Linked DNA regions of Homo sapiens: region 2 is linked to region 1. Evidence: read pairs that join two places in POLR2A ChIA-PET (ENCODE). Cell type or tissue: endothelial cell of umbilical vein. All regions are shown on one strand. Links, peaks and the distances in the headings refer to the core of each region. The heading gives the core; the rest is flanking DNA. Region 1 holds the start of LOC105370604 (a long non-coding RNA gene). Region 2 holds the start of SNORD3P3 (small nucleolar RNA, C/D box 3 pseudogene 3).

Evidence for each region. Peaks named below come from ENCODE experiments on the same cell type or tissue, not always from the same donor. Only the 100,000 strongest peaks of a DNase experiment are listed, where the experiment ranks them.
Region 2: POLR2A ChIA-PET joins it to region 1 with 9 read pairs; 2 of 35 experiments call an interaction of 5 or more read pairs at or near these places.

The regions. Positions count from the first base shown.
Region 1 is chr14:85,190,175-85,206,542 of GRCh38, reverse strand. LOC105370604 (a long non-coding RNA gene) reads left to right here and starts at 11,841. Exons shown (of 4, transcript XR_944102.1): 1 at 11,841-13,268; 2 at 14,280-14,323; 3 at 15,114-15,236. In endothelial cell of umbilical vein, for the core only: a CTCF peak has its summit at 10,500; a DNase peak (open chromatin) is centred at 8,392.
Region 2 is chr14:85,263,068-85,279,435 of GRCh38, reverse strand. SNORD3P3 (small nucleolar RNA, C/D box 3 pseudogene 3) reads right to left here and starts at 7,504; the gene lies at 7,375-7,504. In endothelial cell of umbilical vein, for the core only: no CTCF peak of the experiment used is centred there; a DNase peak (open chromatin) is centred at 6,125.

The DNA.
Region 1 (16,368 bases), core at 3,487-11,486:
CTTTTAAGGGGCAGATATGGGACTTAAGCCAAGGCAGCCTGACTCCAGGCTCAACATGCTGAATGATACTGCTCCACATTTAATATGATGAAGGTAGGGTCTAGGAAGCAGGCAGTGGTGACATTCTATAGGTGATGTTTTAACTCAGACACCATATAACATTTTTGCAACAAACAAAAAAAGTAATAAATCTATTATTGTTTAATGTTTTTAACTTTTCAAACAAACAAGGTCTTATATAGGAGAACAGAGGCTCAGAAGAATTACGTTTTTTTCCAAGTGTGATAATTTATTTGAGAAACTATTTAAGTGTACTCCAAATATTTGTGGAACATTTTGCTTGGCACTAAAGATGCACAAAGTAACAAATATTACTCTTGTCCTCTAAGGGCCCAACATCAAATAGGACATTCAGATTTACTCCTTTAACAAGTCATTTCTTGAGTGCTGTTACGTGTTTGGCACCGGAGTTAGAATAGTGCACCAGGGATGTAAGGCCTAAGGATCTTGAAGAGGCAGGTAAACAGTGTAATATCCTTAGAGAAAGTTGGCAGGAATGTGAGTTTGCTTCAGACACAGCAGTGAGGAAAGGTCTCTCTGGAGTCATGAATGAAAGCTGAGATAAGTAATAAAATAAATGTTAACAACTTTATCAAATAAAGCAACACACGATATATATGGGATACTGACGTCACATAGTTTATAGGCAAATGACCCTTGATGCATTTCATAAAAATACATCTTCATTTTGCTGACCAGTTCTAACACTGAATGTTTATTTGGAGTTGTAAATCTTGGATGCATTTGACGATTATCAAACTTTTTTTTTTTTTTTTTGAGATGGAATCTCGCTCTCCAGGCTGGAGTGCAGTGGTGCGATCTCGGCTCACTGCAAGCTCCGCTTCCTAGGTTCACACCATTCTCCTGCCTCAGCCTCCCGAGTAGCTGGGACTACAGGTGCTCGCCACCATGCCCAGCTAATTTTTTTTTTTTTTTTTTTTTTTTGCATCTTTAATAGAGACGGAGTTTCACTGTGTTAGCCAGGATGGTCTTGATCTACTGACCTCGTGATCTGCCCACCTCGGCCTCCTAAAGTGCTGGGATTACAGACGTGAGCCACCGCGCCTGGCCCAATAATTAGCAAACTTTTGAAACATAATGACATTCATTTAGGAGAAAGCATTTAATCCTTGTTAGAGATAAAACACCACTAGGGACACATATTTTTATGTTATGTTTGGATTATCAATAGGTAGCTATTATTCTATATGTCTCTTCTCTGTGTTTGCCAGGCCTAAGATTTTTGGGTTAAGGTACACAATATCAATGCCGTGCGTATCATGGTGAAGCAGGATATTTCCTAGGCCCTTGGCAAGACTCGTGACAGGGGAGCCTTGTTTATTCAGCCCGCCACTCTCAACTCCTTGCGGGAAGGAGTGCACAAACTAACGAGTATGGAAACGGGAGTAAACGAGTGCTGGAACTGACTGGCCACTTTGGTGCCACTGGGATCAAACTCCACTAACTTGGACCCACTGCATTCTACCCTTCATGGGAGGGAGCGCACAGGGGAGCAGGTGCAGGAACCAGCCAGATACGTTAGCACCAGCAGGAGCGAACTCCATGCAGGCCCTGTGGCAGCATCCAGGTGTGGGTGCCTGCAACTCCCGAAGCCCCAGAGGGAGTGTTACAGTGCTCTTTTAGCTCTGCCATCCACCGACGGCTTAAGTGTTAACAGCTCAGTGGACCCTTTGCCTTTTTCACTGAGATGGCTGCCCTCTGCCAGTGAGGGCAAAAGGCCAGTGCAACAGGTTTTTGTATCTGCATTCATGGCCCCTGAGCTCTTGTCCAGCATCCAGGAAAAATGAGGTTGCACAAACAAATTGAAGGATGGTAAATGTGGGGGATTTTATTGCCTATGAAAGTGGCTCTCAGAGGAAGGGGAGCTAAAACAGGGATGGGGTGTGTAGGTAATCTTCCCCTGAAGTCTGGCCATCTCTGGTCTGATTCTTCTTTGAAGGTATTCTGTCTAGCTGTCCCTCTGAAGTCAAGGCACTTCTCTCTGACGTCCAGCCATAGTCCCATCTACAGGCTGAGTCTGGGGTTTTTATAGGTACAGCATGTGGTAGGTGGTTTAGGAAAAGACAACATTTGAGTGGGAAAACAGGGATATAATTTCACACTTGGGGCCATGGTTTTAGGCTTTTCAGCTTGAGGGTAGAGTTTCACCAAGGACCTGCTGTTTTCTGTCTAGAATTTCTCTGACCCCAGTCCCTATCAATGGGATTATTGTAATCAAAAACATTTTTAGTTCATTATGCATTGGGGCAGAAGTAGATTAGTTAAATTATACAGAGCCTTTCAAAAAGAAAGTGTTTTAGAAAATTTGAAAACTATGCAAATGCCACGTTTCCAAAATTAAATAATAATACCTTCTGCAGAAAACTAATTATAAATAATTAGGGACAGCTAGTTTATTGGGAAAGAGATAAATCAGTACACTTACTAGGGATATGTGTTTTAGGTGAATGATCGATGCTTTTGTTTAAAAGCTAAAATAAGGCTAAAATGGGGGCCAATTATAATCTTTTAAGAAGGAAGACTAAGGCTGGGCACGTTGGCTCATGCTTGTAATCCTAGTACTTTGGGAGGCTGAGGCAGACGGATCACCTGAAGTCAGGAGTTTGAGACTAGCCTGGCCAACGTGGCGAAAACAATTCTCTACAAAAATTACAAAAATTAGCTCAGCGTGGTGGCGTGCACCTGTAATCCCAGCTACTGGGGAGGCTGAGGCAGGAGAATTGCTTGAACCCGGGAGGCAGAGGCTGTAGTGGGCTGAGATTGCACCATTATACTCCAGCCTGGGTGACAGCAAGACTCTGTCTCAAAAAAAAAAAAAAAAAAAAGAAGGAAGACTAGATAATATTCAGGAGTCACTCTCAGGGAAAAACAAAACAGAAGACAAATTATTCTCTTTCTAATTTAACAAGTTGATACCTGGAAGAACCTTGGACCATGAGGCACCAGGGAATGTGTGAATTTGCTTAAATGTGTTAAATCTTTACAGGAGGGAATGCCTTTAGACCTATATGATTTTAATATAACCGGAAGTATAAGGTCACCCAAATCCAGGAAATTTAGATCGGAGATCTAGTTTTTTGAAACCTCTAATAGTATAATTTTGTTGAGATTCAGTCTTCTTTAAACAACTAATAATTTACACAGTTTTGGGGCCACATGCCAACCAAGGAAAAGTGGTTATTCAAGTTCCAACGATAAAAAGAGTTGTATATTTATCTTCCCCACACAGAAAGCCAAAAAGAAGCGATAGGAAGGAAGCGACACTGTGCCTTATGAAAGTTTGGTTATGAAAAACCTTCTAGAGAATTAACTTTGAGTCAACATTCCCTACTCCTGTTGTTTTGAGAAGGTAAGATTTTTTTTTCTCTCTCTCTCAAGGCACTTTTCTTAAGTTTGAGAAAAGTTCACTCTATATTTTGGGCTTATATAATTTTCTCCAGGCCCCCAAATTAGCCCATGATTGCTTCAGTATTCATGTTCACTTGATGCTCGTAAGAACCTACCAAGGCCACGGTGTATAACATAATCCCCTTAATATTCCTTACATGTTTTTAAAAAGAAGGGCAATGAATCATTTTTCAGGGATGCTTAACCAACTGAGAGAACAGACTGGATGGAGTTCATTCCTCTTAAAAATGTTGAGAATTCTAAATAGAAAATCTGAACCAGTCCAAAGAATTAACAAAGCATATGGTACTTCCACTCGCTACATAAAAGAGCACTACAAAGAGAGTCACGACACAGGTATTCAGGATTGGGCTCTATATCATGAGATATGACTTCACCTCACTGAGCAACCCTATACTTGTTTATAAAATAAAATCATTCAGAAGAGTTTCTCAGCCTAGACACTCCTGACAATTGGCGGCTAATTCTTTGTTGTAAAGGGCTGTCCTGTGCATTACATTGTAGGATGTTTAGTAGATTCCTGGCCTCTCACACTAGATGCTGTACCACTCCCACTCAATTGTGACACCCAAAAATGCCTCCAGGTTTGGCCAAATGTTTCCTGGGGAAATGGGGGAAAAGTCATTCCTGCTTGAGACCTACTAGGCTAATAATCTCTAAGCCACCTTCTGGCTCAAAGTTTTTGTAAATCTAAATAACTGGACCCCAGCATTAAGGCAACTAACAATATTTATTCAGAGCCTATTCTCTTCTTGAAAAATATGACAAGAAAATCACGAATACGTTCCAGTGCAGAATATTACTGGGGTCAAAAAGGACTTAAAAAATTGACTTTCTGCAAGAATCTGCAAAGGGAAAAACATAAGGCCTCTCCAATGGAGATATTTTCAATCTTTGAAGGAGAATTGGAAAAGTAAGTATAAAATGACAAACACCTTTGTATCTACTGACCTTTTCTGATACTCATCAGCCCTTACAAATGCCTGAGCAGGAAGAACAACTTTCCTCTTAGTCCTGTAGATGAGGAGTTCATTGAGACCCCAACCACCAGCTTCTCAGATTGTCTTGGGTCCTTTGCATTCAGCACTCAATCACATTTGCATACTTTTGACATCCTCTTAGATAATTTCCCTGCTGTGCCTGAGAAGCAAATCATACTATTCTAGTCTTTCTTGTATTTACATGCAGTGCTACCTTTGCATTTTCTCTAGCTGTGAACGCTGTTTTCTTCTCCCTGGTGCTCTGATTACTTGATATATTCATGACATTGGTACTCGGATCTTTTCCCCACTCTGGTGTAAGGTGGAGAGGAGAGAAAGCACCGAATAGGGTCTTCGTAGATGATTGCTGCTTTCAACTTAGTTCATAAGCAGCTACTTCATTCACCTCAGTTTCCTCCTTTAAAATAAAATGATGTGTTTGGATTGAAAGATCTCAGTTTGAGATCACCGTATGTCTGAGATTTTCTTGCACAATCCCTCATATTTGTATTCTAATTGTGAATGTATCTATGACAAACTGTATTCTAATTTTGAGATAGTAAAGCATGGTCAATATATTACTAATTTATCCATCTTCTTTTCCAGATCTAAAGAAATGTGACCCTTGTGAGGCCAGAAAGGTTTGGATATTATTCGTGTTTTATTTTAAAACAAAGAGAAACCGTGACCTTCTTTGGAGGGAGAGCTGGGATTTTTTGTTTTGTTTGTTTGATCATTTCTTTGTATGCATTGGCAGCTATGATATTCGTGAAAATGTTTTAGGATCTCAGAAGAATTGGGATAGTGTTGCTCTTGTGCCATAAAGCTAACGGGATTGTGGTTATGGCTAGCCAATACTTGTCTGCAAATCCTACTAGATTCAAATGTGGAGGATTGAGGTCTGGAATGTTTCCATGTAGAGTCCATGTTTACGAAACTCCCTTCTTTTGGACAAAGACTTATTTTGTTGTTTTTAATGGTAAAATCTACATATAGTTAATCTATCTGTCTCCCACTCCAGGTAAGGGGATTAATCTGTTTAGTAGTAAATGGATGCCTTCTGAGAGCCAAGAAGTTTAGCCAATGGGTTCATTTTCCAGTTTTAATGATGAAATACAGATACAGTGATTGAAGCCACCTTGTGACATTTTGGGAGCCAACATCATTTTTCTTTTTAGAAAGAAAGAAATACCTATGCTACTGCTACTCTGCCACTCCTGCCCCCCACCCTGGTGAATGTTTTATTCATTTATCATGCTAGTAAACATATCTGTACAGCCTTTAGATAAAAGTGGAAACATCAGTCTGTGTAGCTAATCTTTGCTTTCTTCCTAGTGGGAAAAATATATTTTTTCTCAGTTTTATCAGCAACAGAACAACTCTGCTTCTCAATAACTTCCCAGCACTTCTTTCTCTCTATCCTCCTCCTTAATAAATAGACTCAGTGTTGAACACAAGGCTTTTACACCTCTATTAATCTTGGCAGACAGTGGGGATGCTGAAACATGCTGGCTAAAAGGAAAGAAGATGCCTTTTCATGTGGCCTTGCAATGCAAACATCTTGGCAGTGTTCAGTTCCTCTGTCACTTTGAACTTACAGACATTCTTACTAGAGTTCCAATAGCTTTCTTTCCACACGGACATTGATGCTTTAGTGCAGGATCTTGTAAATGGTAAAAAACACATTTTAAGAGGTCCCGCAAGTGAAGACAGAGATTTGTTTTTTTTCTAATTGGAGGTGAGGGGACCTCTGCTTTACAAGTAAATTAAAAATTACTTGCTAATTCATTCCATAGAAGGCTATTGTTTACAAAATTTGATCAAATATAATCACTGATATGGTTTGGCTGTATCCTCACCCAAATCTCATCTTGAATTTCCACATGTTGTCAGAGGGACCCGGTGGGAGGTGATTGAATCATGGAGGTGGGTCTTTCCCACCCTGTTCTCGTGATAGTGAATGAGTCTCATGAGATCAGATGGTTTAAAAAATGGGAGTTTCCCTGAACAAGCTCTCTGTCCTTGTCTGCTGCCATGTGAGGTGTGCCTTTCACCTTCCTCCATGATTGTGAGGCCTCCCCAGCCATGTGGAACTGTAAGTCCATTAAGCCTCTTTCTTTTGTAAATTGCCCAGTCTCAGGTATGTCTTTATCAGCAGCATGAGATGTCCTTAAACCAGAAATGTCCAACATGTGACAGAACACTAAGGTTAAGAGAAGACATATATTCGCTGGAAAAACAATGAGATTTTTAGAAAAAAAATTATGATAATTTTTATTAATTCAGGTAGTTATATAATTTTGATCCAAACTAATTTTTTTTTTAAATAAGAGGGAGCACTGTGAATTAATATGTTGACAAAAGAGGTATAATCCAAAATAGCCCCAGAATAATTCATTTGGTCAACAGGCCAGAGGGGAGGTCTCTCTTTGCAAGTGGTTGGCTGAAAAGCAAGTTTAAGGCATAAGATACTTCTTCAAGTTGAAGAAAACATATGTAAGTTTTACCAGAATCCTTTTGTGTTCTAGTCATTTTCCTTCTCTGAATAATATCAAACATACAATAAGACAAATCTTAAAAGCATAACACCCCTTTAATTGTACAGAATATTCTTCAACTGAGAGAATTACAAAGGATGTGACAAACTTCATAAACCAAAAGACCTATTTCTTATGAGTAAACACTGGCAAATCTCTTCACAACCAGTTGTTTTTGTAGAAGAATAGCTTGCACTTTTAATCATGTCTTTTTCTACATACTGTGCTTCGTTGGGTGAAAATGTAACCTGTCTTTAACGGCTACATTAAGGAAAAAGGTTAGGAAAGTAACCAGAGAGAGGGGCAAATTGAGGATATTCCGCGTCTAATATGAAACTTGAGTATGAGCGAGTACGCTGATCCCAAATGCTATATGCAGTAGTAGCCTAGGAAAAATAATCATTTCACCTGGGACAACTTTCCCCTTTAAGTCTGCTTGTATATATGGACATCCTATTAAATAATAAAATATTTTATTCTCTTAATTTTTTACTTTACAAGAGACAGACCATTCATTCACTATTCATTTAACCAGCCATTATTTCCATAACTATTTTGTGAACACCTACAGTGTACTTGAAACTTACTGAATATAGGTATACAATCCCTTACTTGTAATTTTAAAATCTAAAACACTCTAAACATAAAAGCTGTTATAGCCTATGTGGGGACAAAACCTGACCTGTCCTCTTCTGGTTTTGTGGTGAACTTGACAAAAGTTGGATATAAGAGTATTTTTAATCTTTGTCTGGCCTCCTTGGTATAGTTATATGTATAGTTATATATATACACACACATATGTACATACACACATACACATATATAATGTGTATGTATATATAACTATATGTATACCTCTGTATATGTGTATATATATGCAGAATATATATAATCACATATTTAATAATGCAGAATTATTAATATGTTTTACTATCGTCCAGCCCAGATCTTTCTGGGATCTTATGTAACATGTAGTATATGCAATCTGAGAAATTCTGAATTCCAAAATACCTCTGACTTCAGGAGTTTTAGATAAGGGTATGGATCTATAGCTTTCGTAATATTAGGAGGATAAACCCCTAGAACTCACATTTCACTCTTAACAAGAGAAAATATCTGGAAAGCATGCCTCATTCAAAAGTTCTCACCCAGACATGTATCCCTGTGAGGTGTTGTCTGCATGTGTGTGGCTGACAATTTTTTGAGTCAAAAGAATCCAATTCTCTTTCTTTGAAGAGCAGTGGACCCCCACTAAGAAGACACAGCAACATCCTGTCAAACAGTGGTGAGCAGTCTCTGCCCATGTGGTCTAAAATAAAAATAATTGAAACATGGTGTTACTGAAGTTTCCGGCTTCCCTTCATAGTCAAAGAAAGGAAAAGGACAGAGTGAACCGGGTAGGGTTTCAGATTTCAGGCTTCCTGGATCTCAGACATGAACCAGATAAAGAGTCTAAAATTCAGACGAGCGAAACAAAAGGACTCAAGTGTTATCAAATGGAGAAGAATGTGGTAGTTGATGGTTCATAAATATATCATGAAGTGGTGCTTCATTCATACTTTGTTCTCTCTCTAGGATTCACCAACTTCTCACAGCTGCTGGAGGGTCTCAGGTTGCTGAATTAATACACCAAAAGTCACAATTTGAATCGAAAATGAACTGCTCTATTGAATACATCCATCATGGCTGAAAATATCTTTGGAGTTCACAAGTTACAAAAACACCCCTGTCTCAAACCATTGAACTACACATGAATCATCTTGTGTAATCTTGTCATTTTGGCTTGGATATTTTCTAACTCAATTGGCAGAACAAGGAAAGACAGTGCATTTGAAGAATTGCATACATAGAACCATACGAAAGCCCCAAATGACATATGCAATAGTGCTATTCTAAATAAAAGACCAAAGCTGATTGTCTGGGACAAATTTTGGGTTCCAAAGGTAGTAGCTATGCGTGGATTTACAGAACCACATCAGGGTAAGATGAGTGAGTCTGGAATTCTTTTTACTACAAACACTTTAGTGAAACCACAGAAGCAGTTTAAGTGACTTCGGAAAACAAAAAACAAAAAAACAAAAAAAAACACCTTTCTTATAAATGGACTAACATAATTTTTTTTTTTTTTTTTTTTTTTTTTTTTTTTTTTTTTTACTTTAAGTTCTGAGATACATTTGCAGAACATGCAGGTTTGTTACATAGGTATACAAGTGCCACGGTAGTTTGCTGCACCTATCAACCCATCATCTAGGGTATAAGCCCACATGTCTTAGATATTTGTCCTAATGCTCTCCTTCCCCTTGCCCCCACCCAACCCTCCAACAGGCCCTGGTATATGATGGTCCCCTTCCTGAGTCCAAGTTTTCTCATTGTTCAATTCTCACTTATGAGTGAGAAATTTTTTTTAGATTTAGATTTAGATTGAAGTAGCTTCAAATTAGAGAGCCTTCTAATCCACGAAATAAAATGACAAGTAAGTCATTCCAACATATGGATTACAATAAAAGATAAGCAAAGATGAAATAAAACAAGAAAGTGCTTTTCATGTTTTCTAATTTGATCATTCTCTTAAGTAATATGAAAAAAAGAATTAACTGCAATAAAGAAATCAGTTGAGATGGAAGAGAAGCCAAAGAGTGACAAAGATTGACAAGACAACCCTTCATTGTAAGTAATTCGCTAGGATAGCTTGGATATTTGGTCTACCTGTGGAAAGCAATAGAAAATAATATGAACCAAACATAGTTGAATTTGTCCTTGGTGTTCATGTGGATTTCAGTGTTAATGCAAGACTTCACACCTACAATATTATGTAACACTCCTAAAAGATAGTGCTCATGGTGTCACAATAGAGATTTCACATGTAATATTGTAGGCATAGAATTGAATCCATAGCAGCCATGTGTGTGTTAGGGCTTTCTGAATACTGTTGATTAGATAGAAGTGGACATAAACCTTAAATTATGCCTCTCTTGTTCCATCTTCTGGGAAACTGAGATTGACACCTAAAGGCAGCCCATCTCTTGAGCTGAGGAGATGGAAACCCAGCAGCTGTGAGAAAGAAAATAAGTCTGAATCAGGGCAGAAGAAGTGGAATGAGACAGAGAGAAGGCCAGGACACAGGAGGTGTTATCTAGATTCCTGTTCCATCTCCAAGTTTGGCTAATTACCTGCCTTCGTGTTTCGTAAAACATTCCTGTATCCTTATATTTCTTTTTTAGAAAAGTAACTGTCAATCAAGAGGCTATCATGGACCATCTCTGGGCCCAGATGAAAAGCCCTTTCCCATTCTTGATACTCCTGGCAGCCTCCGTCCATCCACCTTGCCCACAGCCTATGCCCAAGTATTCTTTCCAAGGCAGTTATGAGAAACATTTGGTGCTTTTACTTTAGTGCTCAGTCTCCCAGTTTTTTGAAGGTTCCACTGAGTTCACCTTCACTGGTGGTAAATGGCATTGCACTGCCTCTAGAGGTCATCTTGGAAATAGGTACAAAATATTTTAACCCAACAAAATATTCTCACATTACAGCAGAACTGTTCTTTTTGCCTTATTCCAGGAATCCCTGGGGCTTGAGATTGGGATTGTTGTAGCTCTGTTTCTGTGTTTCTCAGGAGTTTTAACAATTCCTCCAGGAACAAGCAGTGAGAAAATGGTTGAGGCGGCAGACATAGGGGAAGGGAAGTCAATTAGTTTCACTGGTTACTTTCATACCCTATTAGTTTCTTCTCCCAACTGACTGCCTCAGGTATCCTCAACTCTCTTTCCCTCTCCTGCACAAAACTCCTCTGGGGCACTCATCCCATGGTCATTTGAATGCCATTATTTTTAAGAAAATGTTAATATTTACTGACAATTTACTGTGTATTAGGTACTGGCTAAAAGCTTTTATTATTAATGTATTTAATTTTTTTGAGGCAGGAGTAAGGGGATATTTTGTAGATGAGGAAACTAAGGCTTAGATTAATTAATGAAGGCATGTATTTATAAAGTGAAGGAGGCCTGTCTGACAGAAGAACCCTAGTAAATCCTTTGTCACTGAGTGATTTAAATAAAACGAAGTCATTACCTCGTTGCCAAGTATTAGGCTGTTTTTGCACTGCTATAAAGAAATACCTGAGACTGGGTAATTTATAAGTAAAAAGATTTAATTGGCTCATGATTCTGCAGGCTATACAGGAAGCATAATGGCATCTGCTTGTGGGGAGGTTTCAGGAAGCTTCCAATCATGACAGAAGGCAAAGGGCGAGCAGGGCATATCACGTAGTGAGAACAGGAGCGAGAGAGAGTGGTGAGGAGGTGCCACACACTTTTTAAAATGATCAGGTCTTCTATGAACTGAAGGCAAGAGCTCATTTATCACTAAGGGGATGGCCCAAGACATTTGTGAGGAATCTGCCCCCATGATTCAAACACCTCCCACAAGCCCCCACCTCCAACACTGGAGATTACAATTCAACATGAGATTTGAGAGGGGACAAATATCCAAATTACATCACCAAGATTAACTTAAATCTTACTAATGTAAACTTTACCTTTACAATTAATTTGCTGATACATTCCATCTACATCTCTCTTTCTCTCTTTTGGAGGCAGGGTCTTGCTCTGTTGGTCAGGCTAGAGTGCAGTAGCACAAACATGGATCATTCCAATCTCCACCTCTCAGGCTCAAGAGATCCTCTCACTTCAGCCACCCAAGTAGTTGGAACTACAGGTGTGTGAAAACATGCCTGGTTAATTTCTGTTTTTCTTGTTTGTTTGTTTTGTTTTGTTTGTAGAGACAGGGTATCACCACTTTGCCCAGGCTTGTCTCAAACTCCTGGGCTCAAGTGATCTGCCCAACTCGGCCTCCCAAAGTGTTGGGATTACAGGTGTGAGCCACCTCACCCAGCTTCGTTCCATCTCTTATACTTAAACAGTTGCCTCTTATTTCCTGCCTCAGCCCTTTTGGGGTTTCTACAGCTGATTCTACTAATGGCTTCCATCGACCAGTGCAGGCTTTTCTCATTTCTTCACTCATATCTTGTAGAATTTCCTTTCTGGGGTCTGTGGTCTTGTCATTATCATATTCTCAGATACTGGATTCTTATGTTGGGTTCTTGTGTTTCTTTTATGTACTTATTTATATATGCTTTCCTTGGTGGGCTCTGGTGCCTTTTAGGCTAACTAACTGAAAAACAATGTATCCACAAAATTAAAATGCACTTTTCCAGTCCAATTGACCCAAACAGAATTATACCACCAAATTAGTTTTACTAGTTTTCTGTTTTTTTCAGTGATATCCAGGGTCCTGTCTTAAGCCTTAGCTCTTGGTGGTTCACTTACCCCATGTTACAGTTTTGTTACTGCATTATAAGTATCCCCAAATCTCAGTGGCTTAAAACAACAACCATTTTATTATATTTCATGAGTTTCTGGGTTAGGAGATTAGGTAGGGCTTGGCTGGGCAATTCTTCTTCTCCACGTGGTCTTGACTTGGTATTTAGCTGGCAGCTGAGCTAGCCTGGTGGGTCTAAGGTAGCATGATTTAGTTGCCAGGCACATTGCCAGAGATGGCTGCCTGGCTGAATGGCTGGGCTGGGCCCCTTCCTTCTCCATGTCATCTATAACCTTCCCACATGATATCTTTAGAGGAGTAGATAGATTTCCTACATGGCAGCTTGGGGCTCCAAGAATAAAAGTCTTCTCAGAGTCAGGAAGTAAAAGCTACCAGTCTCTTAAGGCTAAGACCTGGAACTGAGACATCATTTGTGCTGCATCCTATCAGTTAAAGTAGTCAAAGAGCCTGCCCACATTCAAGAGGAAAAAACATAGGCCCCTCTCCGTAAAGGGAGGTATCTCAAATAATTTGTGGCCATCTTTAATCCACCATATCCCAGCAAAGTTCTATTCTTTGACAGCAGGCTTTTTAGGTAGCGTCACATTTTCAGCAACTATTGCTACTGCGTGCCTGTCTTCTGCATATTTCCTGGTTGCCTAGATTACGATGTCATGAGGAACTGATTAGGCCCTTTGCAACTGTGTCTTACATGAGCCACTGTAGCTCAGTCCCATCCCTTAGCTTGTTCCTCTCCTGCCCAATCAGAAAGTTATGTTTTACACCCAAGCCAGCTTCCGTTGTGACATCACACATAAAATGTGCGTAAAATGCTTACATCAATTGCATTGGCTCCTAGAATTCAGAAATTGCAGTGACTTAAACAAGAGAGTCATTTGTTTCTCTCTCACATAAAAGGAATTTGAAAGAACAGAGTCAAGATCAGGTATGGTGACTTCATGTTCAGGCAACTTCTTGTCTTTTCTATCATTCTTCAAGCATGGCTTCAATCCTTACTGTTACTTTGTGGCTGTTGACCCTCCAACTCTCACAACAAAGTTCCAGGCAGAGAGGCAGGAACAGGATAATAAGAGGGGGCAAAAATGCCCAAATCATCTGTCCATTCACTTGAGGAGCCTTCCTGCCTAGTTTCACCCAACAGCTTCTGCTTACTACTTCTTGTCCAGCTGTTACTACAAGAGAGGCTGGGAAATGTAGATCTTCATTTGGGCGTAAAATAACTAGTGAAAAATCAGGGTTCTTTTACTAAGGACAAAAAGTGGAATGAATTTTAAGTTTTTTTTTTTACAAAGCTCTAAATTGGGATAAGTCTTACCTAGAGTTTAAGAAAGGAATTACTATCCCAATAACTTCAGGTTTTAGGAAGATCCATTACTGTATTGCTTCCTGGAATTGGTTTATGAAGAAGGGTTTTGCTGTGAATTTTGACAAATGATTTTTTTTTTTTTTTAGACAGACTCTCACTCTCTCACGCAGACTGGAGTGCAGTGGCGCGATCTCGGCTCACTGCAACTTCTGCCTCCTGGGTTCAAGCGATTCTCCTGCCTCAGCCTCCCAAGTAGCTGGGATTAACAGGCACCCACCATCACACCCGGCTTATTTTTTTGTATTTTTAGTAGAGACAGGGCTTCACCACGTTGGCCAGGATGGTCTTGAACTCCTGACATCGTGATCCACCCGCCTTGGCCTCCCAATGTGCTGAGATTACAGGTGTGAGCCACTGCACCCGGCCGATATATTTTCTTAACCACTAGACATAGTACAAAGAGCAAATATAGTACCACTATAGTATATTGTTAAAATAATGATTGAATTTTAAGTAATGATTAGAACTAGTGATTACTGAGTCCTAGCACTTAACTCTGTTACCCAATTAATTTCTTACAAAACCCTATGTGATTTGTAACAGTATGATTATCTCTGTTTACTGTTGTAGATAATAAAGCTCAGAGAGGATAGCCACTTCCTCAAGGACACAGAGTAAGTGAAGCAAGCCTGGACCTGAGCCCAGGCAGTCTGCATCCAGAACCCAAGCTCTTAGTCATTATACCAAACCACCTGTCTTGAGACCTGTCTTGTTATGCCTAACATCTGAAAAAGGAATTTAAAACTATTTCTTGTTAAATTTTTTTCTGGCTATTAAATCTATGATAAGTGAGACCAACAAGCACTTCCAAATGATTGCTGGTACTTATATAGTTAACATTGTTCCCCTGTGTATCATTTTTTTTTCTTAAGATGGAGTCTATCTCTGTCACCTAGGCTGGAGTGCAGTGGCGCAATCTTGGCTGACTGCAACCTCTGCCTCCCAGGTTCATGCTATTCTCCTGCCTCAGCCTCCTGAGTAGCTGGGATTACAGGTGCATGCCACCACGCCCAGCTCATTTTTGTATTTTTAGTAGAGATGGGGTTTCACCATGTTTGTCAGGCTGGTCTCGAACTCCTGACCTCATGATCTGCCCACCTCGGCCTCCGAAACTGCTGGGATTTCAGGCATGAGCCAGTGTATCATCTTTTAGCTCTGCATCTAGTGGCATGTTTTGGCACAATTCCTAGTGCAAAAGGATGCCAAGTGTAACGTTTCTTATTGTCTCTGAAAAACAAAACAAGAAATGCCAAGTATTCACCCATTCCAAAGCGAGGTGTTAGCTCATGTAGGCATGGAAGGGAGCTTTTCATTCTATTATTAAAATTAAGGTTGGACAAAACCAGGATATATGGTCACCCTACATTATTAAAAACTAATTTTGCAGCCTTTGCTTATCTTCAGTGTTGCAGATGTTGTAAAGGGTGAACACTGTACCATTTAAAGGCTGAGAGATTAGAGAGAGAAGACCACTCGGAGTCAGAATTACTAATGTGCTTTCAGTCTCCTGCCACTTAGTAGATGAAGGTAAGACATGTGCTACTCCTTTACGTTAAGCCAAGAGAAATAGAAAGAGGTAAACAGCATAATTTAAAGCATAATTTAAAGACTCACAGTTCTGTGAGGAGACCGAGGCCCTGCTGGTCTATGTCAATCTTCCTTGTATTAATAGATTTAGAACCAAATAACCATGCTGGCCCAGGCCCTGGCCCTGGCCCTGCCAACATTTCCTTTGGCCCCGTTTCCTCCCTCAGGTAATACATTTAAATATTGTCTTAGCTAAGATACTTTGAGGGGTGGAATTGAGCTGGGAAAAGAAACACAGAGGATGAAGGAGAGAAGTTTCAGGTCATAGTTCATCATCAGGTTAAGTTGCTTAACTTTGTTATCAGGTTAAGTTGCAACAGAATCAGGGCCACCACTGTTCCTACCTGCCCATAAGCATCCTTGCTCAGCACCTCACCTCTGACAAGCTGTTTGCCAGGGAGCGATAGCCTAATTATATAGGATCTACAGGCACCTTCATTCCTTGATCCTTCCATCCCAACTCACAGTTCTTTGATTCAGTGCTTCTCATTGAAACTTGGCCTTCTCATGACATTTCAGGCTTTTGTGGTATTTCATCCAGTTTTAGATAGTCAGAGAGGCAGACAATGATGTTCTAAGAAGACTCAATAATTTTACTGGCATTATTCCCTCTTTTCAAATAAAAAAGGATGAGGATAACAAAAATAACATTAACGATGAAAAATCATATAGAGGCAAAGCATCCAACAAAGACAAAACGGATGAAGAATGAAAGAAGAATGTATTCAGTTAACATTGATGGAATGTCTTCTATGTGCCAAGCACTGGGCTAAGCCAACTTAATCCTTGGAATTTGCTCTACGAGAGGATGCATGGTTGGCTTCTTCTGTCTCCCCTCATTTAATCTTCTCTTCCGTTCACTAACTGCCATAGGTTTCCACAGGGTTGGGAAGCAGGGGTTCAGAGATGAGAGAAAAAGCAGAAAAGGTCATACATGACCAGTACCATTTTCATCGCTGTCAGTGGGTGGTGGATGCTTTTATGGATTACTGGTGTATCCCCATAGGAATCCTCCTGTTGGTTCTTTTGACATAAGCCAGAAATTGTCTGGCTAGCCAATTTTAAGTGTCCC
Region 2 (16,368 bases), core at 3,578-11,577, 73 kb before region 1:
GGAAGACCTACACACCAGTCTCACCTGCACATGCTATGTTAGTTCTCATTTCTTTTTCATAGTTACTCCAACAATAGGAGTTGTGTGTTTTTACTTTTCCTTGTGTACCTCACAGGATTGTTTATGAATCTGAATTGATATTTGAAAAAAAATCCCTAAGTACGCTAAAACGTTTTACATATTATCATCAGTTTCAGAGGCACAAAAGGATTAAATAAGCTAGGGTCTTACCAGTCATGTCCTGTATGCATGTCACAAGTCTTAAAGGGAACAAAGCCAGAAAATGTCAATTAAGATGTACACATGTATCAGCGTTACCTGAAGATGCACGCACTGCTAATGGTGAGTGAAGACCAGCACCTTGATAACCAAGAAGAAATGCATACTCTTTTTTAAAACGTTTTATTTTGAAATAATGATAAATTTATAGGAAGTTGCCAAAAAAGGCATGTGGAGGTCCTATGCACCCTTCATCCAGTCCCCTCAATGTTAATAGTTAACATAACTGGAGTGTAATATAAAAAACACGAATTGCCTTAGTGTTTTCTATAGTTCTGATTGCACCAGTTGTACCTGTACTCATTTGTGTGTGTGTGTGTGTGTGTAGGTTTGTGTACTCCATGCAGTTTTATCATATGCATACTTCCGTGCAACCACTCCAAAATCAAGACCCTTAAGTGCCTAGTCACTTCAGAATTCCTTGCTCTACTCCTTTTGTAGACTTCCACTCCTCCCGCAGCACCTGCCAACCATTGATTTTTCTTCATCTCTATTATTATGTTATTTCTGGAATGTTGTATAAATGGAGTTGCATAGTGTATATATTTTTCAGGTTAACTTTTTTGCTCAGGATGATTTCCTAGAGGTGTATCTATGTTGTCACCTATATCAATTATTTTTCCTGTTTAATGCTGAGTATTGTTCTATGGTATGGTTGTGCCCTAGTTTGTCTAGTCATTCACCTTTGGAAGAGCAGAAGTGTGTGTTTTTAATTACAGCAATTAGGAAATGCTGTATTATATTACACTCCAGTTATGTTATGTTAACTATTAACATTGAGGGGACTGGATGAAGGGTGCATAGGACCTCCAGTTTGAAATGACCTTATGTGAAGAATCATAAGACAAATTATTAGTTAGCCCAAAAATTTTATTGAAGGATCTTTTAAGCATATTTATCACATGTTTTTTCTCTGTATACATGGGGAAGATATAAAACCTCATGCTCTAAACTATAGCTTTAATAAATTTATTTTTATAAATTGTAACTCAACAAGAGTTACAATTGATTTGGTAAAGTGTGCCTTTAAAATGCTTGATCCTGAGCTGTTAGTCTTTCATTATTAATGTACTAATGATCCTGGTGGGTGTGTGTGTGCCCGTGTGTGTTTCCAAAGTGAAATCCTTGAAGGCAGGGCTGAAGGGTACTCATCATCATATCTGCAAGGCCTAGCACGTTGCCAAGCCCCTAAATCAAGCCCAATAACTTTTGTTGAACAAAGTACAATTCCAGAAGTCAAATGCTCTTGACAGAAGCTATTTTCTATGCCCCTATTATGTAGGTCACTTTAAGTTTCTGTTGAAGAAGCAGACACTGTCAGTGAAGTGATTTTGTTAAGAGCCAGAGTGGTAGAGCTGGTGGTATGAAGACCCAATCTTCCTTCCACTAGGTCAGGCTGCATTTCCCAATAAAATTTTGCATCCTTTTTGCAAGTTTTTCCCCGCTGTATTTTAAAAAATGGTTTTTAAGCTGATAAACTAAGAAAATAATCCTTTTCTTTTAGAAAAAAATAAGAAAAATACAGCTGGTCTATATTACTTATTACTTCACTTGGGGGTATGGATGTCTTAAAGACTTCACCAGCTTTCTTACAAAAAGAAAAAAAAGAAGCTATCGCATTTAGAGAAGGAACTGTTTGCCTCCCACAAAGGCCACTTTAGTGGTAGACTTATATTTCACTGGCATCTTGAATATAGCTAGCCCCTCAGTCTAACAAGTACTTCCAGTACATTCAGAGTCTTCTCTGAGCATGGACAGAGCATTAGATATCAATAACAGCGACATATTCAAATGGGATTTTTATCCAAAGCCCTTTCATAATCTGGAGCAAAGAAAGTGACCTTTCTAGGTAAAATGCCCTCATAATTCTCTACTCTAATGTTTTAAACCCAAAGCCTAGTGAAGGAAAGTAATTTAATAATACAGCATCTTAAAATAACTAAGAAATTCCAGCATTCTTGTGTGGCTGGTGAATATGAAGGATAAAATAAAAAGGACCACTAACGTGAAGACACAGAAGTCCTTTCCTACTAGATTTTGTAAAAGACTAAAATAGATCGACAATGCTAGGCTTGAGTATATGCAGAGCAAAAAGTGTTGCTACCTACATTTAACATTCTTAGGATTTTTCCCCCCTCTAGTGTAGAAGATGAAATGACAGAAAGTAGAGCATTATAAGAGTCCCAGTTTCTTGCTTCATCTGAGAGGAGTATTTTTTGTAAGCCAAAAAAGAACATTGAATACTTTGCATGCTAGAAATTCTGTGGCTCAAGGCTGGTGCATTAGACACTGAAGCCCCAGAATTTGCAGGCTAGAGACAAGTGGAAAGAGCAAAGTGTCCTCAAAGCAGTGCAATAGAAAGACGGGACTCTTTTATTTGTGGCCTGTTTATTCCTTGTCTTCTTTTACTGCTATTCCCAAATACAGATTTTAAAACTTTTAAAGTTACTAGAACATATATGCTTAGGCTTCTCTGCTGTACTCAAGATCTTTCTGCGTCTAAGCTTGCAAAATATGGCAAAAGGAATTTGGAAGCTCTCCTTTCCTCCCTTCTGCTATCCTCTCACGAAGGTTTTCAGACTTATCCAAGCTGAGCTGTTATTTTTGATATCAACCCTCTCTAAAATAACCTTTCAAAGATTTTAAGTGTAAATGAATCACATGAGTTCACATACTCATATAAATGGCATTTTTTCTGCAAAATAAATAACACAAATAAGATGAAAGGATAAAAGTGTTTGGTTTACATTTACTGTGAATGAGATCTGGTCCAAAATGCTTAAAACTAATTCCAGCCACCAGCCATCTGACAAGCTCTCACAACTTCTTCTCTTCTAATTCAAAATTTCCGTTCATTGGCACAAACTTTGGAATCAACTCTTCGGAATGAATTTCTATGAATGGTTTGGCATATTTTTGAATGGTATCTACTGAATGAAGCAACTATATGAGTAAAATACACTGCACCTGTTATGAACTGGCTTAAAAAAATACCACCAAGTGCTATAAAAAAGCAATTCTACTGAGTAGGTATGAACGTTGATAAGAGATATTAATATTTACAGTCAGGAAACCTGAATTGAGCAGGTGTTACTAAACTAAATGGAGTGAATTCATAAACTTCCAGCAATAGATCATCTTGCAGTACATCACTTCAGATAAAAAGAAAACTTTCTCTAGGGCAAGAAACCAATTAATGTTCTATAGTTGGATTTTAGATCTAATATCACCAGGTGATACTGATAAGTTACACTGGAGAATGTGTATGAATACGTGGGCATAGTTAACTTTTTTTCAATTAAGAACAAGTGGATTGATGTCACTCTACAGGAAAGGAATATGTTACTAGGATTCTACCCCATAGCTATGCCACATGGTGTCTTCTACGTTGCCCTAAATGAAAAATGTGATGAAGATGCATTTTATTAAAAGCTTAAAGTCTTCTATGCAATACAGCATTTATCTCTTTCAGATATGGAAATGCCAATTCAAAAGGAAAATAATTACTTGTAGAGAATTCATGGTGTCCTAGTTGATCCTACCTTCTACACATTCTTCTGATCATTGCTCTTCTCTCCATTTTTACTTCTGCTACATTAATTCAACTTTTAATATTTTCAAAAGTATTAAATCAATAATTTGGCTCTTTGGAGCTGCCAAAATACTCTTTTCTAAAATCAAATTGTATCCCTCCCTGTATTATATCCTTTAGTAGCTCCTCTAATGTCTCAAGGGTAATATCTGCACTTTTTATCTTTTGGTTTTTGGACCATCCCTATGATAGACACACTAATATTCCCCCAAAGAAGTCTCTACTCTGATCCCCAGAGCCCATAAATATGTCACCTTATATGGCAAAAGGGTCTTGACTTTGTTATCCTGAATGATCCAGGTGAGTCCAATGTAATCACAAGGCTCCTGGTAAGCGAGAAGCAAAAAGCTCAAAATGAAAAAGGAGATTTACCATTTGACCCAGCCATCCCATTACTGGGTATATACCCAAAGGATTGTAAATCATGCTGCTATAAAGACACATGCACACGTATGTTTATTGCGGCACTATTCACAATAGCAAAGACTTGGAACCAACCCAAAAGTCCATCAATGATAGACTGGATTAAGAAAATGTGGCACATATACACCATGGAATACTATGCAGCCATAAAAAAAGAATGAGTTCATGTCCTTTGCAGGGACATGGATGAAGCTGGAAACCATCATTCTCTTCAAACTATCGCAAGGACAAAAAACCAAACACCGCATGTTCTCACTCATAGGTGGGAATTGAACAATGAGAACACTTGGACACAGGAAGGAGAACATCACACACCAGGGCCTGTTGTGGGGTGGGGGTAGAGGGGAGAGATATCATTAGGAGATATACCTAATGTAAATGAGAAGTTAATGGGTGCAGAACACCAACATGGCACATGTATACATATGTAACAAACCTGCACGTTGTGCACATGTACCCTAGAACTTAAAGTATAAGTAAAAAAAAAAAGAAAAAGAAAAAGGAGATTTGACAATAGAACCAGTTTGGAGTAATGCGCCTTGAAGATGCAGAAAAGAGCCCAAAGCCAAGGAATGACGAAGGTCTCTAGAAGCTGGAAAAGACAAAAATATAATTCCTTCCTGAAGCCTCCAGAGGCATGAAGCTTTGCTAACACCTTGATTTTGGACTTCTGACCTTCCAGAACTGTGAGAGAATACAAATTTGTGTTGTTTTGAGCCACTAACTTTGTAGTAATTAATTATAACATCAGGAGGAAGCTAATACAATGTCTAGGAGCTGGGACACCATGGGAGCTCAGTACATATTAGATAAATGAATGAAAAAATTAATGAAGCACATCAGTATCCATAAAACCTTGTTTCTTTATGGTTTTCTCTTACGTGTTGTTGTATTGGATGGCAACTCTGTGAGTAAGATTACAATGAAATAGAGGTTTCCATCCCTGGAGAAATATGTGCTTTCAAGCTGCAATTTGAATATTTGACATGGAAAGTCTAGGTATTTTATTCATCACAGAGATGTATGAGGCATATAAATACACATTGTGGCTGAGAGTGCATTCTCTAGAGTCAGCCTGCCTGGATTCAAATTCTAGTTCTACTGCTAACTGGCTACATAGCCCTGTGCAAGGTTTTCAACCAAGTTATGCCTTAGTTTTCTCTCTACTTAATTCCTACATAAGAAGAATTTTATGAGAATTAAATAAAATAAAACATAAGGAATATAAAACTGTGTCTGGCTTATAGTAAGCACTCAATACATTTTAAGCCTTATTATTATTATCCCTGTTATTATTATTATTTTTAGGTTTTGTTCTATAGGACTCTAATCACATTTTGGTTTTCAAAAGTGTTAAGAACTCAATTGTACTTATTCAACAAACACTCCCTCTGGATATATTTTCATCTAATGGCTTGACAGTTGCTTGTATATAGGCCATATTCTGAAATTATGTTTTTCAATAATAAAAGTGATATCATTTTGATGTTACAATTTACCACTTGGGTGCAGTAAAATGGAAATATTTTCCCAGTAAATTATTTATAGTGTTTGTCATTTGAATTATTCAAAGGAGAGGAAGTTCAGTAAATAATAAGACTAGTGTTCATATCTAGTCTTACTATCCCTGACCGAACGTACTGACTTGAGCAGGATTGTTAAATGAAACACTGTTTAAATGGAAAGTGAAACCCTTGATAGCTACAAAGATCTCAAACAAAAAATTTTCTATAGACAGCTTTCTTTTCATGAATACAATGAGACAATATTTGTATTATTGTTTTAACCTAGTGTTTATGAGTTTGGGGCTTGGCAGTTTTCCTAACTATTGTTCTGTTCCTGATTGAAAACCTGGAATTCATCTACTTTACATGAATTGTTCCATTCAGATATAACAGTCTCTGCAGTGTTTGATTTTACTGGCTTAGGTCATTCACGCTGCTGCTGGTGGGGCTGCGTATGGCAACATAAAATGAACACACGATTAACTTTTACTAAATTACAGACATTGACAGTGAAATGTAAACCATCATATATACTACTCAGATTCAGTTAGTTAAAGAAGACCCCATAAAAACAGCTTAAGTCTGTCTGTTCGTTTTTGTTTTGTTTTTCTTTTATAAAATAAATACTTTTAAGAAATACATTTTAAGCCTTAATGTACACTGATATGTTTACATATGCATATTGCTGTTCTTGTAAGGAACTACTATTCTCTTGACCACATTGTCAAATAAGAAATAGCTATATCTAAACTTTCCAGATTTTTCTTTGATAGAATTATTTTTTCAACCTCATGTATGCAGGACTTAACTAGGTCTGATATTTGATACAATCCCATCTTTCCAGTGGAAACTATATTTTTATGTAAATCTGTTAATTAAAATTTATTATTACTCTTCTTTTTGAACACATTATTTTATCCATTGTTCATTTATTTATTCAATCGTCACTCTTATCTTTTCCAACTTTACACTAAATATTAGACATACACTGACAGTGTCACAAAACCCTGAAGTCAAAAGTTCTGACTGTATTATACCGTTCTCTTTATACTGCATTACCAAAAAAATTATCTTTGCCAAGTAAATTTTACTTTTGCTATACCGAATCAATGTGGGTTGTAGAGAAGCCATTTGGAAAAACACTTGGATTAGAATAATTTTAGGTTTTCTGGTCTGTTGCATACCAAGCAAAGGAAGGTAATTAGCTCTGTGCACCCTGTACATCGTGGGAACATATTTACATAAGAAAATAAACCAAGATGCTTAAAGAAGCAAATACTGTTTCAGTTACCATATTAATCAGCTTGAAATATAGTTTGTTCATATTCTTCTTAGCATAAAAGTATTCAATGTCTCATTACTTGTGATTAAATCAACTACGTTCAATAAACATTTATTAACATCTACTGTGTTCAAGGCATTTTGCTGAGTGTTACATGCCATAGCCACCAGGTCTTAGTAAAACTTGCAATCGGAATATGGGGTTTTGAGGAATGATAGAATAAGAAAAGTAGAGAAAAATAAGTTTAGAAGATAGGTTTAAGTAATATGCTTTGTGTTTTCAATGTAGTATTGGCTGGGAGAATGGGGAAAAGCATCTCAGTGACATGGGTCTCTTTGGATAATTAGCATTTTAGTGCTCTACACGTTCAGAGAAACTTCTCTAGTAACAAACTATAGAAATGATCCCTGAAAGTATAGTCTTGGATAATTAGCATTTTAATGACTGAGATAGAAAGGTGAAGTAGATGGTATTTGATACGGTTTGGCTGTGTCCCCACCCACATCTCACCTTGAACTGTAATAATCCCCACATGTTAAGGGTAAGGCCAGGTGGAGATAATTGAAGCATAAGGGCAGTTTCCCCCATACTGTTCTCATGGTAGTGAATAAGTCTCAGGAGATCTGACGGTTACATAAATGGGAATTCCCCTGCACAAGCTCTCTCCTGTCTGCCGCCATGTAAGACGTGACTTTGTTCCTTAATCGCTTTCCGTCATGATTGTGAGGCCTCCCCAGCTATGCGGAACTGTGAGTTTATGAAACCTTTTTCCTTTATAAATTACCAAGTCCCAAATGTGTCTTTATTAGCAGCGTGAGAACAGACTGATACAGTATTGCAGTGAAAATATTCACCACTTCTCCATACTGGGCCAGTACATGGAGAGGTATTATACTCCTTACTCCATTAAGGTTAGATTTTGTCAAATAACTGCCTTTCGTTAATAAAATGTTCACCATTTCCAAGAAAAAGCTTTCAGAGTCCCACCATCTCTCTGTTCCTTCTGCCAAGTGACTGTTGTGTTCTAGAGAGGAGTTGCTCTATTAGCTTATTCTGAGAATGGAGGGGCAAGGAAAAAAGCCACAGGCAAACATGATAAGCAGGAAATGTGAGTGGGAAATACACCTCTGTGGTTTTAACCCACTGAGGTTTGGAATCTATTCATTACTAGAGAAAAATGTAGTTTAAACTGACTGATACAGGGACAGGACATTCTGGAAGATGCTACAAACACACACAGAAGGCATAGAGACAGAAAACTAAACAGCATTTGATTTAGAGACAAAGAGAGTAAGGGAATTGTGCATAGAAGTGTAGTTTGTATTCACATTGCAGAGGACCCTATGAGTCTGAATGCTAGAACTAGTAGTAGTTAATAACTAACTTAATAGGCAATAGGTAAATAATAGATGATTAAACTAGAAAAATGGCTTCTTAGAGCTACACTTCAAGAAACATTTCTCTGACAGCTGAATGCAGGAGGTATTGCGAACAGAAATGGGAAGTAGATTTTTGGAAAGACTATTCACTTGGCTATATTTACTAAGCACATCTCCTGTGTGTCAGACGTTGAGAGGGGCATAGGTGGTAGAATGAAGAAGCGATCCTTGCTTTCACAAAAGTTACACTTTAGTAGACAAGACAGCTATTAAATAATAAAACAAGTAAATAATATAATTTCCAACTGTTAAAAGTGCTAGGAAAAAAACAGAATGTTATGAGAGTGAATGATAGAGAAAATTTACTCAGGACCATAAGGACAGCTACTCAATGGCTTCTTAAGCAAATAATATCAGAGGAATGCTTAAAACAGGAGGTGATAATTGGAACCAATGGGAATTGCAAGGTTGCAATGACTGTGAAAGGCATTGTGAGGATAAATTCTGCAGACTGATTTGTTAATTTATTTAGTCCAAAGGATAAAAGAAAAAGAAGATGCCAATATGACTGATTTTTTGGGCCTGGATGACTAGGGACTTAGTAGACCCTTCAGCAGAAATAACTATGTTGGGAAAGAGTTTTTAAGAGGAAAAGAGACTACTGGGTGCCAATTATTATGAACCTAAAATACAAATATGAAGGAAAGATAGGAGTGTCCAATGGACAATGGGCAACGTAGGTTTGGAACTGGAGAGAGAGCCTGTGGCTAGGAATATTGACTTGAAAATTGAAACTTTAGTTAAATATGAAATATCTAAGGTAGACCGAAGCTTGAAGTTGAATATTTGGTAGGCTGGGGAATAAATGTGTTTGAAAAGTTGTTAGAGAGGCTAAAGGTAAAACCTGTATAGTATAAAATAGAGTTCATTTGTGTTAGCCTGTCATTTGAAAGGTCAGGAGGTGCAGCCAAAAGAAGTTGGCTTACTACAATCTGGGCTCTGACTATCTCCATCGTTGTGCTCCTGAACAAGATATCTTATTTCTCAGTCAGTCTTATCATCTATAAAATGGAGATAATAAGTTGCATCTTGGTTGGTGCTGGCTCTGAATGTTCATGTCCCCCTCAAATTTGTATGTTAAAATAACCCCCAAGGTGATGGTATTAGGAGGTGGGGATTTGGGGGAAGGGATTAGGTCATGAGGGTAGAGTCCTTATGAATGGAATTCATGCCCTTACAAAAGAGGCCCCAGAGAGCTACCTGGCCCCTTCCACCATGTGAAGACACAGCAAGAAATTGGCAGTCTGTATCTGGAAGAGGGCCCTCACCAGAACCTGACCATGCTGGCACCCTGATCTTGGACTTCCTAGCCTTTAGAACTGTGATAAATATGTTTCTGTTGTTACAGGCTACCCAGCCTATGGTGTTTTCTTACACCAGCCTGAATAGACTAAGGCAGTTGGAAATTTGGGGGAGAATTAAATGACATGACTTATTGAATTATCTCTCATGGTGCTTGGCACATAGAGTAGGCTAAGTGTTACTTTCTATTTCCAACATTGTTATCCAGGACTTCCTCATGTCCATCCAATATATCAACAGTTATCTAGGAATCTTACATTATCTGAATCTTGTCAGAATCCCTTTCATAAGACTCAATTTTAGTCCTATCATTTTTTCTATAAAGTATTTTCTGACTATCCCAGCCTCTTCTGAATTGCTGTATCATATATTGTCTATCTTAGTCATTGGCTCACAATTTATCTTTCATGTCCTGATTCCTTTCCAGATTACAAGTCACTTGCATACAAATGTTGTCTCATATATTTTGAATTCCAGTGAATTTCATGTTATCCCATCTAGAGTGGGAACTTTTAAAAAATAAATATCTCTATTGATATTTTTAATATAGTAGAAGTTCTTTCATCTAACCGAAACAGGACCTGTAGTTAGAGAAATAATAAAAAAATACTATTATAGGTGAAACTTATATAAAATGTAACACATATACCACAACAAGTTTATGTCAGCTTTAAACAAGACCTGCAAAGTGTGTCAGGAAGGCAGTCTTCAATAGGTAAACCCTAGCACGGGTGCTGTTTATTTCCCCAGTGTGGTGTCTGTGAATGCTGGCTGAGTTTGAACATCAAGGAATGAGTGTGTAATAATACATTCCATGTCACTTGAGCTGAAAACTTCAGCATGACTATTGACTCTTCACTTTTTAAAAATTCTGTCCCCATGTCTGATAATCACATACTTCTTAATTTTCCATTTCAACATACATTACCCTCATATAAACACTTGTTACCTAACTCTAAGATCATCCCCACTGCATTGTGACTGGTCTCCTCACATCCAGTATCTCCCTTTTATTCATTGTCCACATTGAGGCTTTTCAAATCATTGAGTATTAAAGTTGATGCATCTTCCCAGCTTTTATCATCTTCTTTGCTTTGAGAACGAACCCGGATACACTGACACGGCAGTTCTGTGTGTCTTTGGACTTCAAGCCAGATATGATTATGGGTCCGAGTATGGACTCTAAGCTCAAACTGAGGCCAAAAAGTAACCTCTTTCAGGGACTTAAAATTGGACAAAGACATCAAAACTGTGAGCCGCTAGTGGCTGTCATTGTTAATGTCTCCCTTCCAGGTGAGACGTTGTGCCAGGAAGATCTTTCAGTGTAGATGGCCAAAACTGTCTAGTTCCTCCCCTTTCCTAGCCTTCATTTCTCAATTCTTCACTTCTTTTCCTCTTAAGTTAGCTAGAGCCAGTTTCCTTATTTGCAACCCCATGAATACTATGCATTTGTTTATACTGTGTAATGTAAGCATAGTTATAATTGTGCTGTTCTCACCATAGATGTTAAATAACTTGTCTTCCATTTAAAAAATTTCAACAATTCTTAGCCAGAATATTAAGACTTTCCATCCTCTTCTTTAAAGCCTTTAGTGTGACCTTATTCCCTTCACTCTCATTCACACATTTTATTTAATTATTACCATATGTGAGTCTAATATGACCCTCCAGAGATGTTGTTCAGAGTGTGAGTCCTGGTGTCATGTAGCCTAAACCAAAACCCTTCTTTTCCAACTTACTAGCTGAATGACCTTGACAAGCTTTATAAATTCCCTGTGCATGAAGTTCTTAATCCCTCAAATGGGGATAACAATGATGGCACCTACTCATAGTGTCATTATAAAGATCAAGTAGTTAATATTCACAAGGATTAGTTCCTGGTACATATTCTGAGTTTAATAAATGTTTCTATGATGATTATTTGTTGTTCCTGAACTAGGTATCTTTCACCCTCTGAATTTCTTCTCATTGTCCTTCTCTATTTCTAAACAGATTAGTAATATCTATTGCTCAAACACAGCCCAAATGGCACCTCCTCCAAAGAATCTCCCTGAGCTGCCAAATCTAACTGATCTCTCCTACGAAACTTTCATTGTACTTCATCACACTGTATTAGTCTGTTCTCATGCTGCTAATAAAGACATGCCCAAGATTGGGTAATTTATAAAGGAAAGAGGTTTAATGGGCTCACAGTTCCACATGGCTGGGGAGACCTTACAATCATCTTACAATCACGGCAGAAGGCAAAGGAAAAGCAAAGGCACGTTTTACATGGCGGCAGGCAAGAGAACTTGTGCAGGGGAACTCCCATTTATGAAACGTCAGGTCTCCTGAGACTTGTTCACTACCATGAGAACAGTTTGGTCAGAAACCACCCCCATAATTCAGTTATCTCCACCTGGCCCCACCCTTGACATATGGAGATTGTTACAATTCAAGATGAGATTTGTGGGGGGCACAGAGCCAAACCATATCACATATCTAATATTTCCTCTGTTCCTGCTGCAGAACGATTTCTGCATTCTATCCTGCTTTATCGTTGTTATATGAGCATATTCCTTTTTTTTTATTCATAGTCTTTAAACTCAGAGGGGTCCATGTCTCTGCCTTGTGTTCTCCACACATAGCACAATGAAGTGAATTTCACAGGTTCAAAAGAAATGTTTGCTAAAAGAATAGCAAGAGAGTAATACTTCACATTTTACCCTCATTCCACCAAGTGAGAAAGAAAGTGTATAAATAGCATCTCTTTTTGATAAAGGAGGGAAGTGACTTACTCAAGTATATTTAATTATTTGGTTACGCATCAGGGACTGAAGACCTGATGCTGATGACTTCTCCCCGTCTACAAGGTTCTAATCCATTCCATTTCTGAGCATAGCCTTTTGTCTAGCTAACACACACTTAGGTATGGTGAGGAATTGGGGGAGTAGTGTTATTGTGATTGGTATTCAGGCTTGAACATAAATTTTCAATTTTAAATGTACATTTGAACAGACTCTTTAGAAGACTGTGGAGAAAGATTGTACTAAAGAGAGAAAGTGAAAATAGGTTTGCTGTATGTCATGGAGAAAGTTCACAAAGTTGTTCTTCTTTAACCTTTCCTTCTAGGATTACCAGGGTTGGACATGTAGGAAAAGGCATTGTCAACTCAGTGTGAGATTAGAAGAAAGTTGTGCCAATTAGGGCCTATGAGTACAGTTTCTAATTAACCCAGGTGTAAAGAGATTTACAGGTCAAAACTAAAACTCATGAATAGGGTGACATGAAGTTTAGCCTGCCCACTATACATACATTCATATTACTGAAATCTTTTTCTTTCTTAGCACTACAGTGTGTCTAATTTGATGAGAAAATAAAATCACAAAATTTACGATCTTTTTGGCTCCTCAGCTGACCTTTTCCCTTATCAACGTTTTTCAGTGGGAGTTTTGGGCAAAACAAAAGTCAGAAAGAAATATTCCATTATCTTTCATTGCATTTTATTGAAATATTATTGGAGACATATGTCAAAATAAGAGGAAACAGGATGTATAAATATCTCACTCCTCTCAGAATGTAGGCACAGTTCAGAAAAGATGAAATCAAAACTAATAAGCTAACTAGCTTATTATTGAATCAAAAACTTACACTCTAATTAAATATAAATAAACATATGGACTGTAATGTTGAACTTTGTCCTTGATTGACCTACTTTAACAGGAAGATGTCTCATATCTTCAATGCCTGCTAACATCTTTTTATTATTGGGTTGCTAGAAATTTCCTTTTTAGAGTTCCACTAACTTTAATTAAAAATAGAACTTCAAAATCTTTCTTATTTTCTTCTTTATTTTTCATTATCCCCAATTTGCCCACAGATCTGTACTCGTGATATCACTATTTTACATTACCCTGACTAAAACTTCATCATGCATGGGTATTTCCGTGCTGATGATATTTTATAGGTCTCATATTCTGTTATGAATCTAGTAATCTTAGCTGCGCAATTGTCTAAGCAACCAGAAGTTTGAAATCATTATGTTGTGACAAAGCCTTGACTTGCTCCTTAAATTATGATTGAACACTGATTTATTCCTCAGGTATCATTGCTATGGCACAGCAGTCTCTAATTGATACAGATAAAAGTAGAGCTCACTTAAATCTTGGGGGAGAGGGATGGGTTCCTGGTGACAAGCAAGAGGGGATGTCCTACAAAAGCAGATTCAGAGGAGTGAGAATATTAATGACATTAAGGTTCTACCTCTGCTTACCCCATTGCTATGTCACCTCAGTTTTCTTTTCCCTGAGTAACCATGAATTAAAATCAGTCACCTGTATTTATATAGCATGAAAATGAAAAGGACCTCATTTTCTCTTCTTATCTTTAACAGCTGCTTAATGGAGATAATCAGTATTATAAAAAGTATTGCTACTGTTTGCCAAATAAACAATTTCATGATCATCAGCCTTAACTATAAACCTAAAGTCTAGGTACAACATAGACATAAGAAAAAAAAAAACCCTATATGAATCTTTGAAATTTGTAGCAAAAATAAATTAAATAAAAATAAATCATAAAAGCCCTACGGAAGGTCAACAGAAAAGCAGAAGCAATGGGTTGTTTTGGTTCACTTAAAAATAAGAAATCATGGGGCTGGGCGCGGTGGCTCACGCCTGTAATCCCAGCACTTTGGGAGGCCGAGGTGGGTGGATCACAAGGTCAGGAGTTTGAGACCAGCCTGGCCAACATGGTGAAAGCCTGTCTCCACTAAAGATACAAAAATTAGCTGGGCATGGTGGCGCACACCTGTAATCCCAGCTACTCGGGAGGCAGAGGCAGGAGAATTACTTGAACCAGGAGGTGGAGGTTGCAGTGAGCCAAGATCGTGCCACTGCACTCCAGCCCAGGTGACAGAGCAAGACTTCATCTCAAAAATAAATAAATAAATAAGAAATCACTAGTTGAACCAAAAAAAATTTACCAGATATAAATGATGGGAATAAGACAAAAGAAAATTCAATACATTTTACTTAAGTATGTATTTAATTTAGTAAATTCCATCAAAAGATGTGTATGTCATGTCATGATCATATTTATTTTCATTTTCCCTGGTAAGTTATTTGTTGCATAACTACAGTCACAGATTTGCATGTGGTTTACGACAAAATGAAGAAGTAGAGTGACACTGGTAAATGTGTACAGAGCAAAAGCAGATTTCTCAGGCCAAATGAAATATTTATCGGCCAAATGAGTTTAGATAACTATGTGCAAGGCCAGATCCATAAGGCTTCAAAATTTTGGATCTCAATGCTGAGAGATCATTTCAGAAGACTCTGTGAAATCAGCAGCATATGCCTTTTTAAGCCTTTCTTGAAAAAAAGACCACTCTATCTGTTGCTTCTCAGAAACACACACCCAAATACTCAACAAATCGGTCTTGGATTTATTCAGCTAATACTGTAGAAGAATGGTATTGCATAAATAAACCATAGCACCATGATCTCAAGCAGCCTAAGCTAATCATGGGTCCTGCCAAATTCAATATATAAATAAATAAAAGCTAACAGAATACCAAACAAATATTCAGTGAGATACAATTCAACCCTGGAATTAAGGTTTTTTAAAAAAGTACATTGTCCTCAGGCAAACTTACAAAAAAATTCGATTTCCTTCTGGCAAATTTATAAGGGAGGGAAGAAAGAATCTTTTAAGACTTCATGGTGGGAGTCACCACATTTAGGAATTTGCTGAAGCCATGATTCCAAAACAATGAGAGCTTTTAGCAAAATCCAGATTTTTAGCACACATCTAAGACTAATAGTAGTCAATTCTGAACTTCAGTTTCCTCTATAAATCGTCCATTTGACAGCTTCATTTGTAAATCTGATATCCCACTCAGCCTCAGCAGGTGATTTTCGAACCCTCTCTGGGATGGTTAATACTGAATGTTAACTTGATTGGATTGAGGGATACAGAGTATTAATCCTGGGTGTGTCTGTGTGGACGTTGCCCAAAAGAGATTAATATTTGAGTCAGTGGGCTGGGGAAGGCAGAGCCACCCTTAACCTGATGGGCACAATCTAATCAGCTTCCAGCAAGTACAAAGCAGGCAGAAAAATGTGAAAAGGCGAGATGACAGGCCTAGCCACCCAGCCTACATCTTTCTCCTGTGCTAGATGCTTCCTGTCCTCAAACATCGGACTCCAGGTTATTCAGTTTTGGGACTCCGACTGGCCCTCTTTGCTCCTCAGCTTGCAGACAGCCTATTGTGGGACCTTGTGATCATGTAAGTTAATACTTAATAAACTCCTATATATATAATATATATATGGATATATATAAAAATATATGATATATATAAATATATATGGAGATATATATTTATATATATCACCTATTAGTTCTGTGTCTCTAAGAGAACCCTGACTGCAGCACTGCAACCCCTTTCTAGGACATCCCTGAAGGACAGTGGTGAAGTGAAGGGAAATCTTCTCTGTGGGCAGAACTTTGAGCAGTGCACCTAGTTGTGCACTTTCCATGGAAGGAGAAATGGCCAGATGTGTG